3 separate regions of the Mus musculus genome follow, and all the other regions are linked to region 2. The links are chromatin loops, found by intact Hi-C in ENCODE. Cell type or tissue: left cerebral cortex. All regions are shown on one strand. Region 1 holds the start of Chrm4 (cholinergic receptor, muscarinic 4). Region 2 overlaps Ambra1 (autophagy/beclin 1 regulator 1). Region 3 overlaps Ambra1 (autophagy/beclin 1 regulator 1).

Region 1 (5,000 bases), 150 kb before region 2:
TGGTCCCCATCTCAGAATGGATCATCTAGTTTTGGGGGGAAACAGAAACACATGGCGGGGGAGGGGGACACTGCTAGAAAGAAGATGGTGAAGGGAAGGCTGAGAGAGAAGACGGGAGAGAACTTGGTGCTTGCTGGCTGATCACCGGCCTCACCCTGAAGATGACGCAGATGAGGGCAAGGAGGAAAGCTGGTGGGAAGGAAGGCAAGGAGATACGGCAAAGGCCCAGAGACAGAGCTCAGGAAAGCAAGGGGCATGAGGAAATGGCCCCAAGGACTTGAAGCAGGCAGCGGGGCCAAATGTCTAGTTGTTTGCCCACTCAGGCCTGTCACTTCCCAACCCCTGTTTTTTGGTTACTGAAGGTTGTAGACAAAGCTATACACATGGCAGACATGTGCCACACACGTGTACCGCTGAGCTACATCTGCAGCCCCACTTGCTCATCTCTTTTCTTTCTTCTTCTTCCTTTAATTTTTTTGTTTGTTTGTTTTTGAAAGAAGGTCTTACTGTGTAGACCTGGCTGACCTCAAAGTCACAGGCCTTGATCTGCCTGCCTCTGCCTCTAGAGGACCAGAACTGCAGGTATGCTCCACCATGTCCAGCCACGTGGACATTTCTTAACCAATCGTGGCCAAGGGAGATTTGTTCTCCCATTCCTACACTGTCGTCGTCATCATCACCACCACCACCACCATCATCATCATCGCAGCCAGCATAGATTGTCTACTGAGTTCCTGCACTCTGTGTTTCCTCACAACCGAAGGCAGATATTGAGGAAACAGGCTCAGAGGTGTTAAATAAGGTTCCACATTTCCTTGACATCCTGTGGCTGCTCCAGTGCATTTGGGAGCAAGGAGAGCAGTCAAGAAAGACACAGGACCTGATGGTTCTAAGGGCTAGGGAGGTCACGCTAGCGACCAGAGGAGGTGAGGTGGGAGCTGGGACACCTGGAAGAGGAAGAATAGGAAAGGGACTAGAGAGATGACGCAGGAAGTTCAGCTTCGCCTGCCCAGCCCAGTCCCAGGGGTGAAGAATGGACAGAGTGGGGGCTGTTAGATCCCCAGCAAAGAAATCAGAAGCCTGAAAGACACAGCAGCTGAAGAAGGGTCTATTTGATTTCCCAAGAACTAAGGACAAGCTCCCTCGTGGAGCCAAAAGATGAGGGAATTACCCCGGAGCCAGCCTAAGAGTTCACATCCCACACAGAGGATGACCCAGCTAAAGTCCTACAGAGCCCCTCCCCAGAGTTTGCCTTCCCTCCCACCAGGCTCCCTTCATCTCTCCTCCTCCCCTTCCTCTTCCATACATGTGAGGGAGGCCCACGCCCAGCACGCTGTGCCAGGGCAGCCGCTCAGCCCAGCCTCCTTCACACCCGCCAACACACAAGCATTCCACATACGCACAAAGGCACCATCTCAGCCACACGCAGGTCGTATACGCAGTCCTGTGCGTCTGTGTGTGCATCTGTGTGTGTGTGCGTGCACGCGCGTGCATGCGAGCCTGTGTGTGTGTGTAAGAGGAAGAGAGGGTGCAGCAGCCAGCTGTGGAGGAACAGGCGCCAAGTCTGCAGCTTGGGTTCAATAGTAGGCCAGCAAGGTCTAGCTGTACAGTCCGAGGAGAACCATTTGCCCTCTGAGAACTAGTTCTGTCATTTACAAAATAGAGGATCTTGTCCCACTATGGCCTTTGAACAGCCAGGGGACCCCCTTAGCACCTCAGCTTGCTCTCCAACTGGAAATGGCACCAGCCAAGCTTGGGCCAAGCTCTCCAGCTCCAACACAAGAGATACAAGAGATTGCCTTCTGGCTTCAAAGTTAAATCCACTGGTCAAAGGAAGACAGGAGGAAGTGGGGTAGTGACACTCCAAGGTCACCCAAGGAGTCAAGGGCAAAAGACAGATCAGTTCTTTCAAGGGACTCCACAGTGGTATTCAGCTCCAAAATGGGGCCTTAAGCATCAGATGCTTGGAGGGTAGCATCAAGCATAGAGGCTGTTCTCCCTACCTCACCCCACCCCAAATACCCACTGGCAGGGACAGGGACGAGGCAGTAGGGGAGCCATTAGCATGCACCAAGGAAACCTTCACTTTAGTCTCTCAGGACCAGAGCACAGCCAGCAGCCAGCAGGATAAGAAGATGAAGGTGGGGAGGTGGGGGGCAAGATGTGTGAGCTAGGAAAAATACAATCTCTCTTGTTTATTGAGTCAGAAGCCCCTCAAAGTTTACTGCCTATAGCACCCAGACAAGGTAAGTACTATTGGTAACCTCCTCTTACAGACATAAAAGTCCTCTTACCGAAGGGCATCGTGATAATGAACCTGATCAAAGTCATCCATTCGTAAGAAGGGGAGGGTCTGCGACACTTTATCTCCAAGATATTCCCCAAACCACACAGGATAGAAGCCCCCCAAGATGCATCTTAGATGTGGAACCCTCATATTCCAGTTCCCTCACTTGGGTTTGACCTTTTGTCCTCCTGGGACCAAGAAACAGCCTTGACAAGTAAATGACCAGATGAATGGTGGGTGGTTTGGTCTTCCCGGAGCCCCGACAGATGCAGACTGGGTAAATTCAGTTTTCTCAACTTGGTCCCAGTTTTCTTTCTAGACTTCTCTGATAGTCTCTCAGATGTTCAGACCACAGCACCTTCAGGCACAATTCTCTGCCTCCCCCCCCCCCCCAAATCCCGCCCATCTAGAATCCGAGAAGGCAAGCAGCCATCACCCTGGCCTGTGAGCACCGCTAGATGGCAATGTCGGTCCCCGGTGCCAGCTCCGGACCCCGAGCCGGAGGTTCACCACGTCAAGTCCCAGAGTAAACCGCAAATACAGAAAAGCGTCAGGGCAGGGCTTCTCCCACAAAGGAGCAAAGGGAGGGAGATACTGCCTGTCTCCGTGGTCCCAGGTTGCCACAAAGGTCCCTTAGGTTCGGCCAGGGTTTCGAGGATGAAAAACTTTAGGGCGTCGGGATTCCACCCGCACCCCGCAAGGCACCCATCAAGGAACGTGTAGGTGGGAAAACGAGTGCGAGTTGTGTTTGTGTGTGACTACTCGGGAGCTCGAGTAGACACTAGTAGCTGTTTGCATGTGCCAGTGTGCGCCCCGCCACGCCTGGATACCGGTGCGCCTTTGAACGTGTGAGCATACCAGCGCCATGTGGACACGTGCGTGTGCATGTGTGTGCGTGTCTGGCCATAGAGCTTGGGTGGCCGTAACCGCGAATTTGTGTGCGGGAGCAAATGCTGGACTATCAGCGAATGACCAGTTCCCATGGCGGGAACCACCGGCAAGCGCCCGGTCTGTGGGTGGGGAAAGGGTTGAGAAAGGAGCAAAATTTGGGCTGCGAAGAAACCCTGACTTTGGAACCATTATCTTAGTGGCCCCAGGCACCTGGTCCTAACTGCATCGTCAAGAATGGAGAGCGTGCAGTCCCAGCAGTGGGCTGACTTCTGTCGAGAAGCCTCTGCGATAGTCGTCGAGCCGTGAGGGTCACCGAGCTCAGTTTGATGTGCCCTACGCATTGAGGGCAGGGGTAGAGCCTCCAAACGGGGAGCCCAGTCGAGGCCTGGGTCAGGAGGGTAAAATTGTTCTTCACTCTTCAACCCGCAACCCCTGGAGAGGCCCTGTCTAGTCCTGTCAGTCAAAATAGGCACCGAGTTCCCAAGCTGTGGGCTCAGGTCTATCTCAAAGACAATCTCGGGGCTTACCCTTGGGCCCATCTCCCGGCTCCATCACGTCTGGGTCCTGGTCGAAAGGGCCAAGGTTCTCCGATGCCCCGCCCTCCCATCAACCCCCAGGCACGCAGTTCCTGTAGTCTCTGGGCGTGGGCAATGTGCTTCCGCGGGTTCTCGAGCCCCTACCCCTGCTGGGGACAAGTCGGGAAAGGGTGCTCTGGGCGCCCGTGGGGTAGATTTTCGATTATTAAGTGATCACTTCAGGAAAGCTATGGCCCCCAGGACTGTTCCTGAGGCGGAGAGAAGCCTCTGTACTTTAGGGGAAGAGAGAGGGGTGCTGGATATTGGGCCAAATCATTGTGCCTAACACTTCCTCTAAGAGCTGGGAGGGTGGAGGGCTGGGAGATGTATCTCCCCGGATGAGTAAAAGAGAGGGTACTCCTGGAGAGGGGGAAGGGAAACAGGAGAGAACAGGGGTGTTTTCCGTCGGGGCTCAAGGTCGCGGACAGAGGACTCCAACGGGCTAGAGCGTACTGGAGGCTCCCGGTGGGCCAAGGTGGGAACGGAGGGCAGGGAGACGGGCGGGAAACGGGCGCTTTGGGGCTTCATCTTCCGGCGCCTTGAAGAAGAGCCAACGGGAGGGAGTGAGGGAGTGTGGGTCCTGACCCGACGGCTGCTCTGCTTCGGGGTTGGGCTGTGGGCTGGGACTATTCCTCCCCTAGCCTTCTCAATGATCACCAATCCCTAGAGGTTCACCTAGAGAAACCTTTTAGAGACCTGGGGTCCTTCTTCCAGAGGGGTGCCCCATCTCTGAGCTCTCCGCCCCTTCCGCACCGCGCTTGCCTTTCAAAGGGGTCTGGGGCCCTGTTCCAGCCCGACCCACCTCTGGAGACCTTCAGGGGGTCCCAGAACCCTACATCCTCATCTTGCATAGAAGCCCCCCGCCCCCGCGATTCCGCGGAGTTACTCACCCGCTGCTTCTGTCTTGCTCCGCTGGCGCCGGACAGACGGCGGAACTAGCCAGAGGCCCTGCGAGTCGGTGGGGTGGGCGACTGGGCCGGGGGCCGGGGGCGGGGACAGGGTGCCAAGGGGCGGCCCCTGCTTCGCCTGCAGCTCCCGGCGCTGTGGCTCCGACTCGCGCTCACGCTCGCACTTTTCTCCGAGCCGCGTGATGTCACAGGGAAGCAGCCAATCGTGGTGGGGACGCACCGCCCGCCCGGGGCCGGTCACCCAGCGGCGACGCGCGGGGGTCACCACCTGGAGTGTCAGGCACCCTTGATGCTCACACCCTTCCCGGGAGATGGCCCGCAACTCCGGACTCCAGCACC
Region 2 (5,000 bases):
AAACCCAAGCCTGCATCGTGTGCCTCTAATTCTAGCACTGGACAGATCCCAGCAGCCTGCGCACCCAGCCAGTATAGCCAATTGGTGAGTTCTGGTTTGATCAGATCCTGTGTGAAAAACTAAAGCAGAAAGGTGGTGTGTTCCTTCATCTCAGTACCCTAAAGACAGAGGCAGGTAAATCTCTATGAGTTTGAGGCCAGCCTGATCTACATAGTGAGTTCTAAACCAGGCAAGACTGGCTGACCTTACCTCAAAACAAAAACAAAAACCACTTTGTGTGGTGTGTGTGTTGAGCTGTGTCCTACGGTGCACACATGGTAGAGGTCAGAGGGTAACTTCTGAGTCAGTTATTTTCTTCTCTGTGCATTCTAATGACATCAGGTTACCAGGTTTGCATGGCTTTTACCTGATATATCTTACCAGCTTTGTACTAGGTTCTGGATAACATGTTGAGAATATTCTTCATCTAAAGAAGCTGTCTGTTACAGTCTGAAAATGAAATAAGTGTCTTCAACTGGCCCTTGGATTTAATAGTTGATCCCTACCTTATGGGGCCAATCTGGCTGACCTAGGACCAGATGAGTTAAGCACTACTCTAGTTCTGGTCCAAGTTGTCTGCTTCCTGATGGGTACCATATAATAACCAGCTGTTGCATACTTAATACACCATAGGATATGGCCTGCTGCTATGTCTTCCCCACCATGAGGGTCTGATTTGCCAAAACAAAGTGTCCGTCCTTTAAGTTCTGTCAGTCACTTAGTTAACAGTGATAAGAACGGTTAGGTCAATGGCACAGAAAAAAAAAGAACAAACAAACAAACAATTAGACCCCCTTTTTAAATAAGGCAAAACTTGTACTTGCCTAATTTCTAGGTTGCTTTCACCCTCTTGTAGATTTATAATTAGTTCAAATATCCATTTATTTCCTTCCAGATATGGTGTTTGGACTGAAGGCTCCCTGGAAAATACCAATGTGACTAACTGAAGCTGAGTGGCTTACAGAACTTCAAAGGGCCTTCAACCTGAAAATTCCAAAGTAACTTCTTACAAAAGTCTAAGAAACTTGAAAATCCAATGAGGACACCCAACTTAACCTTTGATGTTTTGGACTAAATTTTAATGCTAAGGCCATCACTACAGTCTGTGGTCTTTATGCATCATCAAAGAAAAGTCAAGATCAAAAGCATCAGTTCTCAGAACCCAACCTTTTGTTTTTAAGACAGGGTCTTAAAGTGAAGGGGCTAGGGATGCAGCTCTGGGGTAGAGTGTTTAACTACCGTTTACTAAGTCCTGTGTTCGATTCCAGCACCATATTGACTGAGATTGGTGGCACACAACTATAATCTAAGTACTTAGAGAGACAGACAACAGAAAAATCAGAAATTCAAGATCCTCACAATAAGAGTTCAAGGCCAGCCTGGGCTATGTGAGAGCCCGTCTATAAACAAACAAATGGAAGAATGGATGTCCTCTTCAGGATCTGGAAGTTCAAATTTCACCTCTAATCTTAGTAGCTCTTTGCTCAGTACCTATGAGATCCCAGGATGAATCTCTAGCATTGAAGGAAAGCAAAGGAACAGGGGAGGCGGGACTAATAACTCTGGGTTCTTCTAGTTTTGAAATGCCATTTCAACCAGTCATGATGACAAGTGCTTCTAATTCCATCATTTGGGAAAGAGAAATATATGAATATCTGTGAATTCCAGGCCCAGCCAGAGCTAAATAGTAAGATCCTGTATCCAAAAAAAAAAAAAAAAAAAAAAAAAAGAAGACATTTCAAAAGTCAAAAGTCCTCACAATGCCCTGATCTTCTCCTAGACCAAAAAGATGTTTCTGAGAGTGAGACAAAAGGCTTGTCACCCAGGGTGTGAGCTAGAATCAGACTACATAAACAGCTTGCCCTCCTCTGCCCACAAGAAAAAGGAGACACCCTAGGAGCTGATTACTACCACACAGTAGCACAGAGCTCTACTGGAATACAGATGTGCTTAGTAATGCATTTGCAGACACAATTATCCATGTAGTGCCAAGACAGCAAAACATTTCCATAGCCCATCTCTTATTAGGAGAGCAAAGAACAAAACCCTCAACCTTTAAATACAATCACCTTTTATGAATTCCATGCACTTAGCAACAATAGTCACCTATAAAAATGGGCTTCTGTTGTAAGATTCTTCCTCCTACACAAACCATAAGCACACCTTTTTCTTCCCTGCCAACCAAACTCAGCAGTAGCAGCCCAACAGTGACATCTGCTGGAAAATAGGAGCATGAGCTAGCTCACTAGGTAGACATGGCATCTTTACAAGGTAGATAAGTTTAACTGAGAATTTAGTTAGCATACGTTTTATTTGTAACTTACAACAGAACGCAGACATTCAATTTGTAAGTAATGGCCCCACTTCAATAGTGTACACTTAAAATATCTCACAAAATGCCACGTTTCTGAGCCAGTTGTCAATTCTCATAGTATACTGTATTCTAACTCACTTAAAAATAATTCCGTATATGGAAGTCTCTAGATGGCCGATCCTTTCGTCTCAGCTCCAAATTTTCTCTCTGTAACTCCTTCCATGGGTGTTTTGTTCCCAATTCTAAGAAGGGGCAAAGTGTCCACACTTTGGTCTTCGTTCTTCTTGAGTTTCATGCGTTTAGCAAATTGTATTTCCGGGGATCCATCCCATAATCAGCTTCCAAACGCTGACACCATTGCATACACTAGCAAGATTTTGCTGAAAAGACCCAGACAGATATGGCTGTCTCTTGTGAGACTATGCCGGGGCCTGGCAAACACAGAAGTGGATGCTCACAGTCAGCTATTGGATGGATCACAGGGCCCCCAATGGAGGAGCTAGAGAAAGTACCCAAGGAGCTAAAGGGATCTGCAACTCTATAGTGGAACAACATTATGAACTAACCAGTACCCCCCGGAGCCCGTGTCTCTAGCTGCATATGAATCAGAAGATGGCCTAGTCGACCATCAGTGGAAAGAGAGGCCCATTGGTCTTGCACACATTATATGCCTCAGTACAGGGAAATGCCAGGGCCAAGAAGTGGGAGTGGGTGGGTGGGGGAGTGGGTGGGGGAGCGTGTGGGGGACTTTGGGGATAGCATTGGAAATGTAAAAGAAATAAATACCCAATAAAAAAATAAAATAAAATAATTCCGTAGCCGGGCATGGTGGCACACGCCTTTAATCCCAGCACTTGGGAGGCAGAGGCAGGTGGATTTCTGAGTTTCGAGGCCAGCATGGTCTACAAAGTGAGTTCTAGGACAGCCAAGACTACACAGAGAAACCCTGGCTTGAAAAAAATTAATAATAATAATAATAATAATAATAATAATAATAATAATAATAATTTCATAAGGAATATCAATACCACTTTAAGATGAGAATTATGCAATATATGTATCTTGAAAGAAAAAATGTAATTTATCACAAGATGACAGACTATACACAGTGTATGCGAGTGAGTGTGTGTGTGCACATACTTCCTGCCGCCCAGTGCTGGGGATAGAGCCTCAAGCACTCTATCAGGCTTTCTATTCCTACTGAACTGCACTCTTGGCCCTACAACATGCATTTTCAAAAGTTTAACATTAATTAAATCACAATACAAATTACTCTTTAATCACTAGGAAAAAAGAAAATATTAAAACAAAAATTCCTGATAAACCCTTAAGATTTCTAGGGCTTTAAAAGCCTGCTCAAGGACCAGCAAGATATTTCAGTTGGTAAAAGTGCTTCCAATCCTGAGAGCCTGGGTTCATTGCCAGGACCAAGAGGGTAGAAGGAGAGAACCAACTCCCAAAAATTGCCCTCTGGCTTTTATATGTGTGCTATGGCACATATACAACACAACCTCCACATATATACCATAATGAATAAGTATAATAAAAATATTAAGCCAGGCATTGTAGCACATACCTATGTTTAAGACTAGCCTGGGTTTCAAAGCAAGCCCATGTCTCAAAACATTTTTTTTTTGAAGAGGGTTATCAATGGTAATGTCAAGATGGCTCAATGGGTAAAACCATTTTTTGTAGCCTGATTTCAATAGCTGGAACTCATAGGAAGGTAGAAAGAAAATGGACTCCATAGAGTTGTCCTCTGACCTCCACACATTGCACGTGGCATGTAAGTGCAGCATTTTAATTTTTAAAAATTATAATTAATATTTTATGGGGACAATATGGTAGTTACTAGTCATATCCATCTACTTATATTTAAAGTAATAAAAATTCCAATTAGTTCCTCAGATACTAACAGCCACACTTCAGTTACTCAGTGGTCATGTGTACTCAGAGCTATTATGGTTGCAAGCACAGATACAGAACATTTCCATCAACACAAAGTTTCACTGCATAGCCTTGTTTCTAGAAACCATGAAGTATTTACAGACAAAAATACACACAATGTGGGTTGAGGTAGTGAATAGCAATACAGATAAAAGAAGGGAAGACAAAAAACAAAACAAAATGGCAGCTAGCTAATGACTGATGATTTTTTTAATGTAAAGTGATGGATACAGGAATTTATTTATTATTCTTTTCATTTTTATGTTGGAAGAGTTCCATGATTAAAAAATTAAATGAGGGGGCTGGAGAGATGGCTCAGCTGTTGAGAGTACTGACTGCTCTTCCAGAGGGCCTGAGTTCAAATCCTAGCTCACAGCCATCTGTAATGGGATGCAATGCCTTCTTCTGGTGGGTCTGAAGGGAGCAACAGCATACTCATATATATTAAATAAATAAATCTTTTCAAAATAAAAAAATTAAATAAAAAAATAAACAGAAGTATGTCAATTAAAACTACGGTTATCAGGACAGTGAGATTCTGTCTCCAAAACATCAATAACCAAAGAAAAAAATTACGTTTAAAAATGAAATAAATAAATAAATTTGTTTGTTTGCTTGTTTGTTTGTTTGTTTGTTTGGAATGTAGGTACATTCATACTCATGTGGGTGCATGTGTCCACACCCAGAAGGCAGATGAGCA
Region 3 (5,000 bases), 120 kb before region 2:
AAAGACATCTCAAAGGCTTTTGTTTTACGTTTCATTTTTTGAAATAGAGTCTTGCTATCCAACCCATGTTCAAACTCAACACAATTCTCTTGCTTCAGCCACTTGGGTGATGGGATTATAGGCATGCAACACCATACGTGGTTTTAGAAGGATTTTTAAAGAGAAAAGGCTTAAATATCATTTGTAGGAAAGAGATCTCAATTGGAAAATTAAGAGGCCCAATTCTAACAGTGATCTGTGGGGAGGCCTAAGATAACATTCTTACTTTGCCTGCAGTAAAAATAAAAGATATGGCTAAGCTTTAAGTCCAGTATAGTGGAAAGTGCCTGTGATTGGGGAGTTTGAGGAACTCTAGGCTATAATATGTGTCAAGGTCAGCCAGCCATGGCTACATACGAAGATCTTGGGGTAACTTTGAAGAACTTAAGACAAAGTCTCATCCAGGCTAAATGTTTATGAGACCCTAAATTTCCTGTCTTACAGCTACAGGGTCCCAAACAATCAGAATAAATAAATAGCAGAATCATAACTGGTGGGTAAGTTACCCCCATTTGGCCTGGGATAGGACTGTCCCATGGTCTAGTGCCCATTTTTATTTAGGAATAGGCTTGAGCTCCTAGAAGCCCAAGATGTTTTAGGCTCAGTAAGACTCTGGGATGCTGAAGACAACATATGGGGAGAAGAGAGAAAATAGAGGCCAAAGCCACCTTCATGTTTGGCTGAGGAGTCTGTGACTCACACCAAATACGTGGGCTAGGGTTTGAGGCATGGCATCTAGGAGGAGGGGTGACTACAAACTGGGTTAGAGAGTGCCTCTGGAGGGGCATCGCTTTGCAAGGGAGAGGCCTAGAGTACTTTGCTAGGGACAAAGGTGAGTTGTGAGAGCCAAGGGTAAAACCAGATTGTGGAAAAAACAGGAAAAGAAATGCCTCTAACTATAATGTTGGCATGAATAAAATTCTAGTCCAGAATTCTATACCGATTTTGGAAAGGATATCTACTAGATTTATCTTAGGAATTCCTAAGAAGAAGAAATAAGATAGCCAGCCAGCTTCATGTGGTTTGGGGAAAAGTACTTGAGAACCCACACAGATTCTGGACCAGAGACAGCAGAGAGAAAGGGCACAAAGTGTTAGGTCCAGCATCTGTACTAAAAGCAGCTCAGAGATGTATGTAGGCTTTGTTATGGAAAGACACAAGGGAGTAGTGAGAGAGCATTCCTGGACATAGACACTTAGGAGCAAGTAGCATTCAGAACAAGGCCCTCTCCCTTCTACAAGAGCAACTTCACTGGGTCAGAGTTACAGACAGCAACCTCTTTTGGGGAGGGTATCCAAATATTCAAGATGGAATCAAGATACTGCTGGTTGTAATGAACCAGGTTTTCCCTCCCTAATGCCACTGTCAACTCAGCTGAGAGCTGATAGGGTCAATCACCAGATAACTACCAGGCCACAAGAACTTATCCAAAACAGGAAAAGCAAGCAAGCAAGCAAGCAAGCAAGCAAACAAACAACCCCTCCTCCCCACATCAAGGTCCCCCCAAAGCACAAAGGCAATATGGAAGGTGAGGATATAGATCAGTTGAAAAATGGTTACCTAGCAAATTAATGTACAAAGCCTTAGTACAACATAAACTGGGTATGATGTCACATGGCTATAATCTCAGCACCTGGAAGGTGGAGGCAAAGAGGGTCAGAAGTTCACAATCTTCCTTGGTGATATAAATTCTGAGGCTAGACTGAATACATAAGATCTTGTCTGGAAAAATAAATAAATAGAAATAAAGACAATGTGGGCACTCCCAAAGGTCAAAAGCCTTGAACAACAGTCACAACAAGCACTCGGGCCTGTACAACACTCTAGAAGACTGCACTGAGTGAAGAGCAGCATTAGGGCAGCCTGGAGACAGAAGTGGCATTTAGTCAGCAGGAACCCCGCAGTGCCTCACACACAGCAATCAGCCTGCTCTGCAGTGAAGCAGAGCTTCACACTCTCCACCTGGCTGGGTCTAGAAACTAATAATAAATCAGGCTGATTCCAGGATCTCGAGTATGTGGCTGAAGAGACCTCTATCCCTCAAAAAGCCGGAGAAGGGAAAAGGGTGTCATTAGGTCAGATGTGCTCCTGCTCGCCTTTCTTCCTCACTTCAAAGGCAGAGAATCATCACCATGACTTTACACTGAGTTTTTCAGTCTGCTGCCACTATTCTGAGCTACAGCTTCTAGTAAAAACAGCAGGACACAGGAGGTCAGTAGACTGACCAGTTGGTTTGATTTATTTATCTTATACGTATGCTTTTAAAGTATATTTTATTATATAATTATATAACAAAATATCGTTACATTATAGTTTTATAATTGTTATAATTTCATGATATTAAGAAGATAGAATAATGTTATTTTGTGTGTATGTTTGTCTGCATGTATGTATATACATGTGTATCCTGGTACACATGGAGATCAGAAGAGGAAGTCAAGTCCCCTGGAACTGGAGTTACAAATGGTTGTGAACCATCACACAGTGCTGAGAACCTAACCTGGGTCTTTTGCAAGAGAAACAGTGCGCTCAACTGCTGAACCATCCCCAGATTTTTTTTTTTTTTGGTGGTGGTGGTAGTGGGCGGGCGGGAGTGGTGGTGGTGGTGGAGACGGTTCTTAATTTTATTTGTTTGTTTATTTGGGTTCAACAGTCCTAGCTGTCCTAGAAGTCAGGGTTAGATCAGGTTGGCCTTGAACTACAGAGATCCACCTGCTTCTGCTGAACATTGGAACTAAAGGTGTGAGAAACCATGCTAGCTTCAATTTTTTTCTCTCTTCTCTCTTCTCTCTTCTCTCTCTCTCTCTCTCTCTCTCTCTCTTTCTCTCTCTCTCTCTCTCTCTCTCTCCCTCTCTCTCTCTCTCTCTCTCTCTCCCCCCTTCCCCCCACCCCACCCCCAAGACAGGGTTTCTCTCTGTAGTCCTGCCTATCCTGGAACTCACTCTGTACATCAGGTTGGCCTTGAACTCAGAAATTCACTTGCCTCTGCCTCCCAAGTGCTGGGATTAAAGGCGTGCGCCACCACTGACCACTCAATTTTATTTCTTTCTTAAGTTTCTGTCTGTTGCATTTATATAAACATTAGACCACTTGTTGAATTTTTCTAGAAAAGGTTTTTAAAAAGAATCTTTGATATCCACTCTTTTGCCTGAGAGGACTTTGCTATCACTAGTTAAACAGGTAAGAAACAACAAAGGAAAATACAACACTGTCTAGATTCAAGAAAGCAACCACTGAAGTGTCTAGGTTTTGCTTTGCTTTGTTTTGGCAATGTCAGAGATTGAACCTAAGAACTTACATATCCTAGACTCTATCACTGAGCCACACTCTCAGCTCTCTGTCACTCAAACTGGAGCTTACCATATAACCCGCACTGGACTTAAACTCATGATCCTCCTGCTTCATCCTCTAAAACAGTTGGGATCATATGGGTACCTGACTACACCCAACAACTAAAACAGTTTTTTTGACACGATTTGGAATGAAGAGCTAACTTCATCTTGAGAGAAGGTGGTTCAGGGACCAACATAAAACAGAGGATTCTTTTTTTTTTTTAACCCCTCTCTGTTTTAAGATAGGGTCTTGTTATGTAATGCAGGCTTTTTTTCAACTTCATCCCTCTACTCATCTTTTTCACGTGCTCCCTCCAATACCTCTCTAGCAGGTTTTAGATTGTCCGTGTAAAAGGACCTACCTGTCTGGCCAGGCCTACAAGTAAGTACTATTTTGTTTAGTCCTCTGATCAGATAGTGTCCATACCCCACCCGTTCCTCACATCCTCCCTTGAGCAACTCACTCTGGTCGGCAGATCACCAAGTCTCCTTTGTTGGTGCCATAGGCCAAACCAAGCCCTGGCTCGGGTAGCCAACGGGCAGAGTTGATGCTGACGTGTCTCCGTTGGTCTGCAGGCATGGGGTAAAGGACATTGAAAACTCTCTGGATAGGAGAGAGAGAGAGAATGGGAGGAGAAATGACTTGTTATCAAAAATAATAAAATGCAAGGATCAATGAACCACAGGGAAGGGAGAAAACTTTAGGCTGGAATGGGCTGACTTTCAACTCATATTTGAGACTCTGGTGAAGGAGGAGTGGGAGCCCTTTCACTTTCCAGAGAGCAAGGTCTCTTTTAGGAGCACACTTAACATCTTAGCCTCTCAGTACCCCTCACCTCATCCCTCTATCATCAGGACCTTAAAGGTCTCACCCACAGCCTGCCACACAGAATGGAATGGCCATACTTTCCTCTGACCAGTATAACCAGTGAAAGGCAACCTGAGCTGGTAGTATTGTTACTATGGAAACCCAGATCTCTCACAGTAATAGGGAATTGGAGGTGATAGGGGGGCGGGAGGGGGTGACAACATCAGAGAACATTCTTAATTCATCTAATTAAAAGCACTGTTAAAATTGCTATTGTTAAGGAAACCCAAAAGGTGTATTCAGATGTGGGGAGCAGAGCAGAGAGGAACCTTCTACTTGTGAGTGCCTTCTGGCTTATATAAACCACCATTAGATGGATCTCCTTCTTCAAAGGCAGAACTTTCCCTTTCAGTGACTTCTGTTATCTTCCCAAGCTACTCTGTCCTGAGGGTGACCTAGCTGCATGTAGAGTTTGGGCTGAAGGGAAATCCAGCTACAAGGTCTCTACCTGAGAATCCTTTCAAAAGAGCCTTTGGTCAGAGACTAAGGCAGGGAGGAGAGAAATGAAAAGACAGGGACATTTACTTGGACCTAACTGTGAACCCTGATGTGACTACATAACAACTTGTCTTGATCTCGGCCTGAAAGTCTCCCCATTCAAGGCTGAGGATGCAGCCCAATTGGTGGAATGCTTGCCTAAGCGTGCATGAAGCCCTGCGTTTCATCTCCAGCACCACATAAACTTGGCCTGGTATTACACAACTGAAATCCCAGCACTTAGAAGGTAGAGACAGGATGACCAGACATAAAAACTAGCCTGG

What was found. Hi-C counts contacts between places; a loop is a spot of excess contacts. Peaks named below come from ENCODE experiments on the same cell type or tissue, not always from the same donor. Only the 100,000 strongest peaks of a DNase experiment are listed, where the experiment ranks them.
Region 1: it touches region 2 in a loop (6-fold over the local background); 25 of 42 quality-filtered maps call a loop at or near these places.
Region 3: a loop joins it to region 2, with 2.5 times the contacts of the local background. A loop is called at or near these places in 4 of 42 quality-filtered maps.

What each region holds. Positions count from the first base shown.
Region 1 is chr2:91,921,987-91,926,986 of GRCm38, reverse strand. It overlaps Chrm4 (cholinergic receptor, muscarinic 4), which reads right to left and starts at 4,798. Exons shown (of 2, transcript NM_007699.2): 1 at 4,644-4,798. In left cerebral cortex, a CTCF peak has its summit at 2,755 (motif pointing right); DNase peaks (open chromatin) are centred at 3,038, 3,808, 4,046, 4,891 and 2 more places; H3K4me3 peaks cover 3,467 bases; H3K27ac peaks cover 4,103 bases.
Region 2 is chr2:91,776,609-91,781,608 of GRCm38, reverse strand. The region is part of intron 7 of Ambra1 (autophagy/beclin 1 regulator 1); the gene reads right to left. Among named protein-coding and RNA genes, the nearest start is that of Ambra1, 49 kb to the right of the region's middle. In left cerebral cortex, a CTCF peak has its summit at 2,255 (motif pointing left); a DNase peak (open chromatin) is centred at 2,239.
Region 3 is chr2:91,899,473-91,904,472 of GRCm38, reverse strand. Ambra1 (autophagy/beclin 1 regulator 1) reads right to left here. Exons shown (of 18, transcript NM_172669.3): 15 at 3,836-3,975. Among named protein-coding and RNA genes, the nearest start is that of Chrm4, 20 kb to the left of the region's middle. In left cerebral cortex, no CTCF peak of the experiment used is centred here; DNase peaks (open chromatin) are centred at 739, 1,078 and 1,940; H3K27ac peaks cover 3,190 bases.